Linked DNA regions of Homo sapiens: region 1 is linked to region 2. The links are chromatin contacts, found by Hi-C in ENCODE. All regions are on one chromosome and are shown on one strand. The core of a region is the stretch at or near the end of the contact, and the rest is flanking DNA. Distances in the headings are between cores, read along the strand shown.

What was found. A loop is a pair of places that touch in the nucleus more often than their neighbours do. Pooled maps may share reads with other maps.
Region 1: a loop to region 2 is called in a map of ascending aorta, with 3 times the contacts of the local background. The contact joins two enhancer-like sites. A Hi-C loop is called at or near these places in 3 of 168 maps with a recorded cell type or tissue (PC-9, ascending aorta and heart right ventricle) and 5 of 50 pooled maps.

Annotation. Positions count from the first base shown.
Region 1 is chr2:71,848,954-71,852,022 of GRCh38, forward strand. No RefSeq gene overlaps it. Among named protein-coding and RNA genes, the nearest start is that of CYP26B1, 300 kb to the right of the region's middle. RefSeq lists a silencer at 226-520. Within about 2 kb of position 1,503, at least 3 of the 41 ENCODE cell types and tissues checked have a DNase peak (open chromatin) inside an H3K27ac peak, as active enhancers do; they include ascending aorta, where a contact is called at or near this core.
Region 2 is chr2:71,613,555-71,616,503 of GRCh38, forward strand. The region is part of intron 40 of DYSF (dysferlin); the gene reads left to right. Among named protein-coding and RNA genes, the nearest start is that of DYSF, 150 kb to the left of the region's middle. Within about 2 kb of position 1,642, at least 22 of the 41 ENCODE cell types and tissues checked have a DNase peak (open chromatin) inside an H3K27ac peak, as active enhancers do; they include ascending aorta, where a contact is called at or near this core.

The DNA of each region.
Region 1 (3,069 bases), core at 253-2,752, 240 kb after region 2:
GGATATTGATATGAGAAATGTGTAATAAGGGTTATGAGAAAGGGGTTAATACAGAATGAGTGGCTCTGCCTGGGCATTCGGGAAAGGCCTTTATGTGTGCAGACTGCAAACGGGTTCACCGTTCACTCATTCATTCATTTAACCTCCTTTTAGGCCCTGTAAGCCTAGAAGGGGGCTGTCTGGGAGGGGCTGTGCCCTGACGCAAGGGCCCAGAGTCAGGCTGAACTGGGGCAGGCGTCTCCCCAGGGGGCAGGAGCACTGTAGCTGTGGGAATCTTGCATCCTGGTGACAAGGAGAAGCCACCAGCCTGAGCTGAGCCACACATTAAGGGACAAAGTGAGGGCTTTGGAAAGAAATGAGTCACATTGTCAGCATCTGAAAAGACAGGAGTCAGGTCGGAAAGGAGGGCGTAGGGGCCTGAAGAGCTGTTAGGAGCAGGCTCACCACGTCCAGAGCCTTGATGTGGCTGCATACAGGGGAGGGAGTTGCTGACCACAATTTTCTGGATCGATTTGGACTAAGAAAATTTTGTCAAATTTTAAAAATCACAAAAATAGACCTATTTTTGCTTAAAAAAAAAAAAAGAAAGAAAAGGAAAAACCACTGGAGAGAAGGGTCAGATACTTCTCTAAAATGGGCAGATGTTATTATGTGAGCTTTGGTGAGTACCAGGGAGCATCAACCCTCACCACCCTGTGCATGAGCAGTGCAAGGTCGTGTCTCAAGGCAGAAAGCAGGGATCCTGACCACTGAGTCTGGATGGTCACCGGGCAGCCGCCGAGAGCTGAGCTTCCCTGACTGGGGCCGTGAGACTGCCTGGCTCACACCTTGCGGAGGACTGAGACTCCCCACCCCCATGGCCTTCTGAAACTGCTGCAGACAAGGTTGCTTTCCACAGGCCCGGCTTCTGGGGGCCCTGGAACCCAGTGCCCAGACTTCTCTTCTCAGGCCAGGGCTATGGGGCTGTCACAGCACTTTTCACATGTGTGTGCGATTTCTTGGTTTATGTTGGTCTTTTTCTGTCTTTAATTAAATTCCTTTTGGAAAAAATCCATTTCCACAGCACCAAGGGATTAAAAGTTCTCAGTTTTGTTTTTGATTTTTGTTTTTACTCCATCTGTGCCATGGCTCGGGGCCCTTAGTGACTGACTTTCATGTTGGGGACAGCAGGCACCTGACTGAGCTGTGGGCGAGCAGGGGAATGGTGTTGAGTGAGGTGACAACTTGAGACCAGACAGGTGGCAAAGCTAATGAAAATTTTGCCCCCTTACTTCCATACACTGACCCTAAATGGCCACCCTCTTCAAAAAGGACCAGAGCCCCAAATACACACTGCTGTCAGCCCTGATCCCTCTTTAGTCCCTCCCTCCGAGACCCTCCCCTCTCGTCCTGTGTGGCCAAGTCCCAGCCTGGACACTCTGTCTTCAAAGGTAAAAAACAAAGCCGGCTTGTTGCTCCATATTTGTCTTGGGAGTGCTTGTTCCTAGGAGAGCCTCCTGGCCTCCCAGGCCAGGAATAGCACCAGTCTACAAGGCCAGCCTGGCTGCCCTGCCAGCCCTTCTGAATTGCTTGTTTTTATTAAAATTCTTCTGCACGCGCAATCCCTGATGGTGTGTGGATTTTGGATGAGGCGGTGTGGGGGACCCGGGGAGAGGAAGGCCCTAGGCTTATTGGGCCTGGTGTTTATTTGGCCTGCCTGTCCAGAGTGATAGAGAATGGAAGTCCATAAAAGTGACCCAGGATTTGTGCCCCAGAGCTCGGCAGGATGTGACACAAGGCCCATGGCAGGCTTGGACTGGGTCTGGGCTATCAGCCCCCAGATGATATGATACAGAATAGCTCTGGAGAGCTGCAGGAGTGGAAAATGACATGGCTCCGCACTGTTGCACAAATCATATGAGAACTGCTCCCTCTCGGCTTCTACCTGCAGGCTCGGGCTTGGCAGCTGTCCCCTGGCCAGATGCAGCATTTTGAAGCAGCCAGGGCCCACTGTGGCAGCCTCAGCAATATAGAAATGGCCAGGAGCAGAGTTGGGCACCTTGGCTTCCAATTTGTTCTGAGTCTGGTCTGGTCCCAGGCTCTAAACCCAATGCTTTTCGGGGCTGTGTGTCACCTTCCCAGGCCCACATATTTCTCAGCATTCCTCACCTGGTCTCGGAGGGGGACAGTGCCCCAACTCCAGGGTAGAATCTGTTCTGTATGGTTGGACTTACACACAGAAATTCTACTACCATCATTCAATTCAATTTACCTGGATATGGATTTCCCTCTTGCCCCACTGATCCCCACTCTCCTGGGCCTTTAAGTGAGTCATTCTCCTGGGAGGTCTGGGGTAAGACAGGCAGACAATGACAGACAGTGGCATGGGAGCTTCCAGCCGAAGAGTGCACCTTTCAACATCACAGCCAAAGGCCTAGATGCATGCTCTCCCTACAGCCTGGGCTCTGGGCCCCTGCTGAGGTGACCACCCCCACAAGACCTACGGGAACGTGGTGGAGGGTGTAGGGGTGGGGGAGCAGTTTTCAAGTCAGGAAATTGCAAAAGTTCCAGCGTCCGCAGCCAAAGGCTCAGTGTGGAAAATTTCAGGCTCCAAGCAGGGTTCCAGAGGAGGAGGAAAGGAGCAATGGGGCCAAGATACTTGTCCCCAGCTTCCCAGACCTGGGCCCTCCCCTCACACGCAGGAGGTGTGTCAAGAGCCCAGGGCAGAACTCTCTAGTAGAAACCTCTGTAGAGTCCAGGGGCTGGCTCACACACCTTCCCGACTGGTCAGAGAGAAAAATGCATACAAAACAATCCTAGCTTCCAGGGAATGCTACAAAGGAATCCCAGCCCTCAGTGTTCAGAGGGAAACTGAGGCACAATGAAAGGAATCTGCTGTAGATAAGACCAAAGTTTCATCGTAGGGGACTGTCTCACCCACATATCGGGCAAGCGTCACAGTTCCACATAGGAAGGGGTGTATGCTCATGGGGGAAGGTTCAGGGTAGGACTGGTGGTCTTGGAAGGTCTCCCCTCTCCTCAGATTCTTTCTGGGGACTTGCTCTAGGAAGAGCTGAGGCTCAGGGTAGC
Region 2 (2,949 bases), core at 392-2,891:
AGAGAGACCCAGATGGGAGCTTTCAGTCTGGCTGAGGGGGGTGGGGTGTGCTCATCTGGGCAAGACTCAATCCCTTTTCTTGGATGCATATGTGAAAAATAGGCCATCTACCCTGGGGGCCATGGTGAGGGCTTTCTCCTGGAGATCACCAGAAAATCAGGGTGAGGAGCAAATGAGAGAAGGACGACAGGGGAGGGAGTGAGTGGGCCATCTCTGGGGTCCTCCAGCCCCATCTCCCTATCTGGGACAGGCCCCTTCTTAGGGGGAAGGTTGTTCTGTGGGCTTGTGCTTGGTGGCTCCTTGGAGACAGCTTAGAAAGAAGAGGCTGTGTCCAAGCCAAGAGTCTATCTCGCCCCATTCCTCCATCTGCAGGGAAAAGGAGGAAGGAGGCAGGGAGGGGCCTTATTCTAAGGTCTCCAGCCCTGGGGGAGGTAGGAGTCTTCCTTTTGCTGCATACTCAGCAACTGAGGGCCAGCCTGTGATGCAGATGCCAATGCCACAGAGCATGGCAGGAGGTCTGTGGCACCTTGTGCTGAGGGGCAGCGCTCCCCCGACTGTGGGCCATGGAGTGGCTCTGGATTCTGTAGGGTTGAGCCCATCTGGTCCTTCCCACAGTAGACATGGAGAAAGGTCTCACTGTGAGCACCAGCCTTGAACTCACCATCTGTTCCAGGTTGTCACCCTCCTCTCTGGGCTTTGCAAGATACTGGTCATACCCCTGGCACCCTGGGGCTCCCAGAACTTCTGGGCCACCCAGAGGCAGAGCCTCCAGGCCTGTATAGACAACACCTGTGTCCTCGGGCCTTGCTGCATCTGTAGTTTCACTGATGCTAAAAGTCCTCAGAAGCCCTGTGTTCCATCTCTCCAGCCTCTGTGGCTCTCCAGGGTTCTGCCCTGCCAGCCTTTCTGCTGGGAAGACCTCCTGCCCCCTGTCCCTTGTCCAACTCTTGATCATTGTTTAAGACTTAACTTAGGCATGGTCGCTTCTTTGGGGGAGTCTTTCCTGGCTCCTCTTCTCCTGTGAGACTTGCCTATCTTTGGGTCACTGTGCTGCTCTAGGGCCTGCTGTCTCTGTCAATGTTAGCATATTCCCCAGGCTAAGCTCAGGGGAGCAACTGCGGCTCCTTCCTCTTTGTATTCTCAATGCTCAGCACAAGGCCTCGCTTAGCGGAGGTGTTAATGAAAGTCTGTCTGTCTTGGCAAGTGGGTAGATGGGTGCATGGGTTGATGGATGGATGGACGAATTTTCTGGCTACTGTCTGTATGGATCTGAGGAGGAATCTCTCTCTTGGCTGGGGAAACCCAAATGGAAATTTCAGATGTCCCTATGTGAAATTTAGCTAAACTCAGTGCTAGTGCCTCTGGGCTGCTTGGGTGTTTATAGCTGAATTAGGCAGATAATTTGCCCCAAACTCTGGCTGCCTGCTCCTGGCTCCTGTTTCCCGGCTGCTCCATGGGCCTGTCTGAGATTGTGCAGGGAAGTGCAGGGCCTGCCCAGCAGGATTTCCGTTCTGTGTGTGCTGCCCTCAAAATGTCTACACACTCAGATGGGGAGGGACTATTTTAGGTCCTGCTGGCCACAAGCACAGCCAGAGGCAGACGATGAGGAGGCCCAGCCTGGCCATCCTCCCGGCGTTGACATGAGGGAACTGGGGCTGGGATCTGAGCCAGAGCTGGGCCTGTGCTGTTTGTGGGAGCACACGGCCACTCTGGCTAGAGCTGCTGGCCAGACCAGCAGCACTGGTGGGAGCTGGGATGGGGCTCCTGGAGGTGTACCCACCTGGGGAGGGGCTGGGCCTCCCCTGGCCTGGGACAGGGGAGGAGGAGGAAATGACACTGATTTGCTCTGATGGGGGAGGCTTGGACCTTGCCCTCATGGAGCTCCCTGTCTGATGAAAGAGACAAAACTCTGTTCTCAAAAGCCTCAAACCCAGCAGGGAGACCAGTTCTGTTCTGCAGGGAGCCCTGGCCCTCTGGGGAAGCCCCTTTTCTGGTATCTGACTTTGTTCCATGTTTTTCTCTGAGATCTATTGCTCTGATTTGGCTGATCCAGGAAATCTTTCACTCACTCGCCTCTCCTCCCTGTCCCTGGCACTCTGAAGGACAGGCGCTCCAAGGCCAACCCAGGAGGCAGCTGACCCCGGGTGCAGTTCCAGTGGTTTGCTAGATAACTATGGCTGGGCTTTCTTCCTCTCCCTCCTTCCCCAGTGCAGATAGCATGAAGGGCCCTGGCTTCTGGGGACAGGAGGGACGAGAGGTCTGGCAGAATCTGGATTTTGGCTGGCTTCTGTCTGCCCCACCGGTGTTTCTCGGCAGCCTGTTCCATCCTCACAGTTGATGCAGCCCTGGCTGGTGCTGGATGTGTTCACTGTGTCCTGGCTGTGGTCCTAGGACCCCTCCTAGCTCAAACCTGCTCTTGCCAGAGTTACCCTTCCATCTTGGTCCCTTCCTGTCACTTTCCTCCGTGACACCTTCTCTCTGCTCCCAAAGCCTTCTTACCAGCATCTGCCTAGGTCCTGGGATGAGCTGGCCACACATTTAGAACATGTCACCGGAGACCCTTGCCTGATGTTCAGGCCATGGGCTGGCACTCACCACGGAGTATTTCTTAGGTTTCTAGAAATGTTTTGGTTTGTGTCGAGAGTGGCCAATTCTGGAGGTGACTCAAAACGTGTATAAGGCAGGTCTGTGCTCAGCATCCCAGGGCTCGTAGATCAGTGTCTGTCTCTAAGGGTAAGGGTGGGGGGCCCTGTTTAGGGGGTGCCTGGCCTGTTTAAACTGTTCTCCATGGTGATGAGGATTGGGATGAGAAATACTCACACGTATTAACTCCACCACTTGTTCTTGGTCTGTGCAGCCATCCTATGTGTAGACTTTAGAGTGGCAGACTAGGGGTGGGGGTGGTGTGTGCACATGAGTGAGCATGACAGGTGGGGGTGGTAGGAGCAG